Linked DNA regions of Mus musculus: region 2 is linked to region 1. Evidence: chromatin contacts called from ENCODE Hi-C or POLR2A ChIA-PET data. All regions are on one chromosome and are shown on one strand. Each heading gives the region's core, a stretch centred on a gene start or an enhancer-like site at or near the end of the contact. The rest is flanking DNA. Distances are from core to core; before and after follow the strand shown. Region 1 overlaps Gm34128 (a long non-coding RNA gene). Region 2 holds the start of Syngr2 (synaptogyrin 2).

Region 1 (4,424 bases), core at 1,374-3,873:
TGTGCCCCACTGAGCCCTGTCCTTTCACACAGGAGGGGACAGGTGAGGGTGAGGTGCCTTGGGGTCCCTCTTCCCTAACTCTGTTCTGAAGCAGCAGCGGATCTGATGCTGAGTGTGTCTGCAAACCCTTCCATCCTTGGTGCCCGTCTCTTCTTGCTTTTAGCAGAGTGGAGGAAAAGCTGGAAATTTCCAAAGTCCATGAAGGGTGTACCCCAAAAAGGACTGTGGGTCGTAGGACCATCTGCCTCCTGTGCTTCCAGCCATGAGACTGAAGAGGTCAGCTCAGGAACTTTAGAAAATTCCACCGGACCCCTCCCCTCCTGGAAGAGAAAAGTCGCAAAGAATATAGGCACACACACAAACACACACACACACACACACACACACACACACACACACACGGAAGGGAGGAGCTGATTATATTCCTCATTGTGCCTAATGGCTGCTGCCTGGAGAACTGTATAAAGGCTCGAAGGGCTGCGCATGGTAGTTTTCTCTCCATGTGCAGAGTGACCCCAACATGTTGGAACAATAAATTCCTCTTGCTTTTTGCATTGATTCCTGGCTCTGCATCATTCACTCAGGGAGTCCCCAGTAAGCTAAGGCTCGCCAGAGTTTTACAAGACAAGCGGTTTGTTCTGCCACAGGCTCCCACAATTCTCCCTGGCATCCCCAACAGAGGCCTAAAAGCCATGTGCCTACCTCATCAGGAAATAGAAAGCTCTGTGAACCAGTAACCCTCACAAAGCTCAAGTCCACAGAGATGACACCCTGGGGACCAAGCCATGCACGTGCACACACACACACACACACACACACACACACACACACACACACGCCTCTGCAGGACACAGAGCCCAAACTCTAGCTGTTTCCTTTTATGGACATGAAGGAGGTTTAGAGGGCTGGGATGGTAGTTTTGTGGTAGAAGGCTTGCCTTGTGTAGCAAAGGCCCTCAGTTCTGTCCCTAGCACCAAGAAAAGAAAGATCTAGAACAAGATAGAGATTTTGGTTGCCCAACATTGTGAGTGAGCTAAATGGCATTGAATTGCTATTTTCAATTGTGTTTGTTTATTTTTGGTTGTATTGTTTGTTGGTTTGTTTGTTTGTTTGTTAAGGACTTGCTTCGTACTCTTGGCTAACCTGGAACCCTTGGAAACCTGCCTGCCTCTGCCTCCCGGTGCCTAGCTAAAATGGTCGTTTTTAATGCCATGCTATTTTTGCCTCTATATAGACATATGTGCATATCTGAAACTCCATAGGACCTGGGGAAGGGCTCCGAGAGGGAGAACTGGGGTGAAGGATAAAGAGGGGTAGCTTTCTCTTCTTGCTTTCTGTAGCTCAGCAGTAGAGGTCGGAGAACACTCGCCCACACACACACTCCCAGTCACCTTGGGTATGTCTGGACAGCCCAAAAACCAGGCCTCCATGTCTTCCCCTCTGACACCCATTGTCACTCAACTGACCAGGTCCTGTCACCCAGAGGCAATGCTGTATACATAAAGTACTGCTGACCTGGCAGCCAGATCACAGGACACTCCAGGAGGCCTTGTGCAGGGGAGGCTCATGGGCCTCATCCCTGCCTGGCCTCCCCTCTGTGACCCAACTGGCTTTGCCTGGCTCGTCCCTTATATAGCTCCTTAGTTGGCATTGCCTGTGGCCTAGCAAGGCTGCCTGGGTGCTAGGGTCCTGCTTGGGTCTTCCAGGGCTGTTCCCCCACTAACTCTCCTAACCCCAACTCTCCCAGAGCTCCTTGGCTGCCTTCATTCCACTGTGGCCTGGTCCTGAGGACTTGGCTACTGCATCCTGTCCCTGTCTGGACTCTATGGTACCCAGGCCCAGAGGTAGTGCCAACCAAACCTGCCTCCCTGATTTACCTGGGGTCCAGCAGTCCCAGCCTACACTTACTCCAGTTGTCTAACTTGGCTAGGGAGTGGCTTGGCAGGGACCCTTTACTTGGGTGGTAAAGGAACACTAGGGGATTCCCAGGGCAGGGTGAGATGAGCTGATCTCTCCGTGTATGTATTCTGTGCGGCAAGCGGGTGGGAGGGGGTAAGGGTGGGGGATGGGTGGAGGTGGCCGGTTAGTTCAGCAGGCTCCTGCAAGGACTAAAATTGCCCTTGACCCTCCCTTCTGTCCTCGTCCATTAGCCCCCAGAGCCCTGCAGCCTGCACTCTTTCCTCTTGTGGAGCAGATCCTTCCTCCATCGTGCAAGACCTCTGCTTTGATTATTCAGGGGTAAACCAAACCTCTGGCCTGGCCTGGACCCAGGAAGAGAAGCCGTTTTATGAAGAAGGTTTCAAGCCCAAAAAACAAACTGTCCCTAATTCAGAGAAATCTCCCTGGACATAGTGGTTCTCAAGGGCCCTTGCATTAGCCCTTCTAGAAAGCAGAGAGTCCCCACGATTAACACCCTCCCCTAGCACCCCCCCAGGATCCTGGCTGGGTGTGTGGAGCCTGCTCCAACCCCCACCATAGCCATGGGACACCCCCCCCTACCCCCCCCTCCGGCGCGCGCGTGCGAGCAGTAATCCTCCTGAAGAGAGGATAATTAATTCAAACAGACCCTCATCCATCCCAGGCTGGGCCCTTTGACAAGGCAGAGGCGGGAGGCACAGGCAGAGCGCTGCTCAGAAGTCTGGCAGGCTAATCCAGGGCTCAGGGCGAGCTTGTTCCGGCCCTAATGAGACTCCCGGGCATCAGCCAGGCCTGCTTTGTCTCTGGCGGATGGGGAAGAGGGCGAGACCAACTTTATTTCCGAATCTGGATTGACTCACAGAAGTAGCATCGCGCTTGAAGGGCACCCCATCTATCTGTGGCCCTCGCTGCATGAAATTGTATTGGCTCGCCACTTGCTATCTGGCTGGGCGCAGCTGGGCCGTAAGTCATCGGCGATAACGTTCTTTATTATGCCGCCGTGTTTATGAACTGTGCCTGCAAGGGAGATGATAGAAATATGCAGCCGTATGCAAAGGCGGACGGGAGGGGGAGGGGGAGCATATGCTAGTTGCTAGGGCAACCATGGGGCTATTTTGGGCATCGGATTTTTTTTTTTTTTTTTCCTCTCCTGGTGATAAAAACCATTTTCTTGGGCTGGCTGGCCTCTCCCCTCCCCCTTCCTGAATTGAATATTTAGGAAAGGAGTGGCTTAATTTCTTAATTAAACATTATGCTATCCCCCCTCCCTTGCCTCCTTTCAAAATGGACGGCAAAATAGAAGGGTGTTGATACGTGCTCTTGAGTAGAAGGGGAGGCAGCGTCCTGATGGAGAGGTGTGAATAATTCACTAATCTTTGCTGATCCCCGCCGCCTCCCTCTCCACACACCCCCCCCCCTTTTCCCGCCACCGACTTAACTGTGATAAACTCCCCCACTTCTAGACCTTAGCTTATTCGCAGACGCTCCAGGTGTTTGTAAGCAAGAGGAATGCGGATGAACTCCGGAAGGGGGGAGGCGCCAGGAAGGGTACCATCATCCGTGGGCACCAGCATCCCTGAGAAACAAAAGCCAGGGCGATGAAGGGTACCCACCCTTCTCCTTCTCCTCCACCCTTGACTCAGATTGCCCTGTGGGGGTGGGGGAGGGGAAACCTGAACTGATTAACCTGGTCAACTCCTTGCCCAGCTCCAGCTGCCGGTGAGGCTGATGGCTTTCTGGCTCTGGGTCTATGTCATCTCCCATAGTAAGAAGGGTACCCAACTGGCAGTTGCATGGGGACTTGGTGGCAGTGCAAAATCAGGTGCCTGCTACACAGTGTGGGTCAGAAGCTGGAGCTGGGTTTGGACCGTTTCAGTGAAGTGCCTGAGGAAGGATGATGGCGCTGCGCACATAGGGATCCCACTGCCCGGACCCTCAGCATCCTGTTACTCTATGCTGTTAGATCTCTGTCTTAGAGATGTGGGTGCGCGGGAAGTTAACACAGCTGGGGGTGCAGCCTTCAAACGCTCCTCCCAGCCTCTACCCATCCTTTGCCTGCTACCCACCTGCCTACCCCTGGCATGTTCTGGGTGGGGAAGCAAAGGAAACGGGATATTGTGGTGCTCGGTACCATGATGAGGCTGGGGATAGGTGTGCCCATGAGTCCTTTTCCTTTTTGGTGTTCAGTTTTCCTATTCTGTTTACCCTGCCCAGACATTCCATCTGGGACAGGTAAGATGCTGGGGACAACCAGGCAACCCCTCCCCTGCCCCCTTGTCTACTCTGATGTCAGATCTAACACTTTCACCTGGGTCTGGAAGCATCTTACAGGGCCCAGTGGGTTCTGGAAGATTCCCTGGGTGTTGTAGTGGGTGGAACGGAATCTACCTGCCTATGGTACGCGCTTGCTGTGTGGTGGGAACGGACCTGTGCCATCAAAGCACCGTCTCTGCCTTTAAAAGATTTATGTCTTACGCGTGGGTGTTTCGCTTGCCTGTTTGTGTGCA
Region 2 (4,355 bases), core at 1,201-3,700, 400 kb after region 1:
TTACAGCACTGACTGTTCTTCCAGAGGTCCCGAGTTCAATTCCCATAATGTACTTCTACACATAAAATAAATAATTCTTTTTTTGTTTTGTTTTGTTTTTTTGAGGGGTTTCTCTGTATAGCCCTGGCTGTCCTGGAACTCACTTTGTAGACCAGACTGGCCTCGAACTCAGAAATCTGCCTGCCTCTGCCTCCTGAGTGCTGGGATTAAAGGTGTGCGCCACCATGCCCAGCAAATAATTCTTTAAAAAAAACAAAACAAAAAAAACCTTAAAAAAGAAAGGGGATGCAGCTCAGAGTATCAAAAGTAGTGCACCCCAAAAGGGCCCCAGAAATCTAGAGCATTAGTGTGAACGAGGCCCAAGGGGATAGAACTATCGTGTGTGGGATTCCTATTTCATGACTGGCTGTTAGTGAGCAGCGGTTGCTACAAGAGGGCATCAGAGCGACTGAGGGGGGTGCTCCTGCTCTCTGACGCACTGAAGCCCAGCTTCTTTAGTTTCTGGTCACAACCCCATGTGGGGTTGTGTAACTGAAGAAGGGGGTGCTCATCAACTATTGGGCAACAGTAGAAGGTTTCTGTGTGTGGTGGCTCATCCCTGTGATCCCAGAACTCAGGAGGTGGAGGCAGGAGGATCAGGAGGAGTTCAAGGTCAATCCTGGTCCAGGAGTCTGGTCCCGAAGAATGGGACAATAACAACCAAAAGAGAAATGAAAAACTGAGCTGCTGGCCAGGGATGCTGGCACACACCTCTGGTTCCAGCATGTGGGAGGCAGAAGCGGGAGGATCCCTGTGAGCTAGAGGCTAGCCTGGTCTACAAAATGTGTGCCAGGACAGTCAGGCTGCATAGTGAGACTCTGTCTCAAAATAAAACGAAAATCTGAGAAGGGTCTTGTGAGATGGGTGAAGGTGTTTGCTGCCAAGTCTGGGATCCTGAGTTCAATCCCAGGGACCCACCCTGTGAAGGGAGCAAGCGCTATGTCTTACAAGGTGTCCTTTTTATGACATGTGTCATCTCGTGTGCTCTACCCACCCACCCCAGGCACAAACCAATTACATGTAATGATGTAATGGCAAAAGGTTGGTTTTGGTTTTGGTTTTTTGAGATAGAGTTTCTCTGTGTAGGAAAGAGAGAGAGAGAGAGAGAGAGAGAGAGAGAGAGAGAGAGAGAGAGAGAGAGAGAAAGAGAGAGAGAGAGAGAGAGAGAGAGAAAGGGAGGCTTTGTAGGAAAGTCCTGACAGCCAGTTCTCCTTCATCAAACACTCATGGCGTGTATGAACAGATTTTAGGAGGTAGCCCTGGGCTCACCTACCAGCGGCTTGTCACAGGCTCTGTTAGTGTGGGGAGGGTGCAAATAGACGCAGATAGACTGTTAGAAGGCCCAGTCTCTCTTGTGCCTACTCCTGTCTTCTCCCGAGTGGTGACCCTTCTGGTGGGGCAGGCTTCTGCCTCAGTTTCCTTATTGTCCAGCCCCCCTCATTACTGAGGTGAGTCTGTCTCATTATTCATTATCCATTGAAGTGACTGTGGTAAAGCCATCTTGTCATGACTCCATTCTGTGTCACTTCTCAGCCCTCTACACCCCTCAACAGCCATGGTCTCCTTGGGAACAAATTTGTGTTGTCAACAGAAGGATATCTGGAGGCCTCTTGGCGGCCAAGGTGAAGCCCTGGGTTGACACACGACCCCTTCCGATTAAGCATCAGGTTCCCTTTCTAAATGTTATTGGGGGACAGGGGGAGCTGGAGTCTATGACCTAGTGATCTCATTTGTTTTAATTTTTAAAATTACAATCCTCAGTATGTGTGTACTTGAGACTAGATCTCAGATAGCTCAGGGTTGTCTTGAACTCCTTATTCTCCTGCCCTCTTTCTCTTCCTGAGACAACAGCCACCAGGTACTTTGCAGCATGTGATCACGATGTCTAGAAATCTGCCCTTCAGAGCCCTTTGGCTTTCAGGCTTAGCTCCAGAGCAAAGAGTAGCCAGAACTGTGGGGGCCATAGTTATTAATTACTACAGTAGTCCAGAGGTTGGAACTGGGGGCCTCTGATGTGCTAGGCAAGAGCTTATGCCCCAGTCCTTTGGTCTGGAGCAGAATGGTGAAGTGACATCCAGGTATTTACGAGCCTGGATTCTGGATTGGTGGGATTTGGGTGTCTGGAGGGCTTATGGGAGAGGACCTTCACCAGGGCACTGTGTAAGTAAGAGTAAAGTGGGAGCCGCCTAGGATGTCTCTTCTTGGGGACTCTTTGATCCTTTCTGGATGAACTCAGTAGGACATATTTCCCAGGGGTGAGCTTTTCCTCCCCCTTCCGCACCCTGGCGCCTCCTGCGAGCTCCAAGTTTTGCTGCCAACTTCCACGAGTTTGGAGGGGCTACTTCCCGGCGGTTGGCCCCGCCCTGTCGGCGGCCGGACCCGCCCCCGTGGGCGGGGCGGGGCAATCCGGCTAGTTCCCGGCCATCCGCGGCTCGGTGGCGAAAGCGACATGGAGAGCGGGGCCTATGGCGCGGCCAACGCGGGCGGCTCCTTCGACCTGCGGCGCTTCCTGTCTCAGCCTCAGGTGGTGACGCGCCTCGTGAGCATGGTGAGTCCACCAGCGAGGACCCGGAGCCGGGCGTCCTGGCTACCAGGGCCCGTGGGGCCGCGGGCCGCAGAGCGCGACAGGTGGCGGCGGCTGCGCGTCCTGGGCCTTTCGGAGAGCGCGGGGCCCCGTGCCCCTCCGCGTCTCTGTCCCCTCCAGCCCGTGGGTTTTGTCGCCTGTTCCACTCCGGACCTTGTCTCCCCAACTCCGGGCCGGGCCCCGCCGCACCCTGGACCACTGGTCCAGGCCGCTCTGGTGCGGGACGTCCCCGAAGTTCTCCGGGGAGGCAGGCCTGTCGCCTTGTTGGCATTGGGAGGGACCGGAGAGGGGCACGGCACAGCAGGTGGCCGGCACGCCGCGGCTCCCAGCCTAGGGAATTCACCTGGAAGGGACTTTCTGCAGCCACGTGGGGTGCGAGGAGGGGGATTGGCCTGGCACTCTGAAGGAGAGTTTCCTTCCCTCTCAGAGGCTAGCAACAGGTCTGCTTTCCCACCAAATGCACTCCCTTCCCAGAAGCGGGGCGAGCCCCCTTGTACCAGGCGTGCGGGGGCAGCTTTCCATACCTTGGGATGAAAACACTGAAAACTGAGACTTTAGCTGCCAGATTGAGGGTGGCCCCACTGCGCCCAGGGGGTCTGGGCCTGGAGCCTTGGAGGTGCCCTGGCTCCCCGGAATCTCCCAGCCTAGCGGTGGAATCTAGTGACTCCGTCCTGGGTTGTACCCTGTCAGTCAGGATGGCAGTGCCAGGAGCCCTGACCCATACTCCGCGCCCAGTCCTGGAGTTCCGGCTTCATCCACAGCTGGGGGCGGGGCTTGTGACTGCCAGTTCCACAATCCTATTGAGAGCGTCCCCGCAGGATCGCTCTGGTCCTGCAAGTCTGGAGGCAGCCAGGTGCCCACAGACTCAGTTGCATCTGCCGCCTTGACGTGGGCTTGGCGGTGGCCTTAGGGTGTGGGGAGGAAGCGAAATGACTAGGACGATTCCAAAGGAGCTGCTTTCCAAACTTTGGCCAGTCTCTGCTGGTGACTTTCCCACCTCTGTCCTGGCTCCTGCGGGATCTGAGTCTGGCTGTGGATCTGACCACCCCAAGAACCTTGCTCTGAGGGGAACCGTTGTGGGGGTGGAGACTAGTAGTTCTCTGGAGGGGAGGGGCCGACGTGCCAAAGAAGCCGGAAGTCCTTGTAGGGAGAAGGCTGGCTGACTGGGGAGTCTCTTGCTTTAGGGGGAGTCTTGGAGGGAAATAGGGCAGCTGTTGAAGGGTGTTCTGGAAGATATTGGTTGATGCTGTAGAGTTGACTTGGGGCAGGGTGTTGGGGTGAGGGTTAGATGAAACACTGAGTTTCACCTCCGTGATTTTGTGTCCCATCCTATTTAAAACTCATTCAAATGGGAGGTGGTTATCAGCATTGAGGCAGCTGAGGCAGGATTGTCATGAATTTCAGGCCAGCCTGAACTTGAGTGAGATCCTGTCTTTTTTATTTCTCTTTACTTATTTTTATTTTGTATGTATGTTTGCCTGCATGTATGAAGGTACACCAACCACGTGCATGCCTGGTATTCAGAAGGTGGTTGGTTATCTTGTCCTCTGGAATTGGAGTCACAGGTGGTGATGAGCTAACATGAGGGTCTCCAGGTCCTCTGCAAGAGCAGTCAGTGCTCTTAACTGATGAGCCATCTCTCCAGCCTGAGATTCTATCTTAAAACAGCCAATAAGGACAGGTGTGGTGGTACAGGCCTTGAATCCCAGCATTCTATTCTGGAGGCAGAGGC

What was found. Hi-C counts contacts between places; a loop is a spot of excess contacts on that map. ChIA-PET counts read pairs that join two places held with the same protein, here RNA polymerase II (POLR2A).
Region 2: a map of T-helper 1 cell shows a loop between it and region 1 (2.2-fold over the local background). The contact joins the promoter of Syngr2 here to the enhancer-like site in region 1. A Hi-C loop is called at or near these places in 3 of 37 maps with a recorded cell type or tissue (Patski, T-helper 1 cell and T-helper 17 cell). POLR2A ChIA-PET finds 5 or more read pairs at or near these places in 2 of 5 experiments (Patski and embryonic stem cell).

Annotation. Positions count from the first base shown.
Region 1 is chr11:117,405,110-117,409,533 of GRCm38, forward strand. Gm34128 (a long non-coding RNA gene) reads right to left here. Exons shown (of 3, transcript XR_880326.2): 2 at 3,383-3,493; 3 at 2,729-2,934. Among named protein-coding and RNA genes, the nearest start is that of Gm34128, 3.9 kb to the right of the region's middle. Within about 2 kb of position 2,624, at least 3 of the 3 ENCODE cell types and tissues checked have a DNase peak (open chromatin) inside an H3K27ac peak, as active enhancers do.
Region 2 is chr11:117,807,217-117,811,571 of GRCm38, forward strand. It overlaps Syngr2 (synaptogyrin 2), which reads left to right and starts at 2,451. Exons shown (of 4, transcript NM_009304.2): 1 at 2,451-2,587. The coding sequence starts at 2,489. It overlaps 6030468B19Rik (RIKEN cDNA 6030468B19 gene), which reads left to right. Exons shown (of 6, transcript NM_029964.1): 6 at 1-92.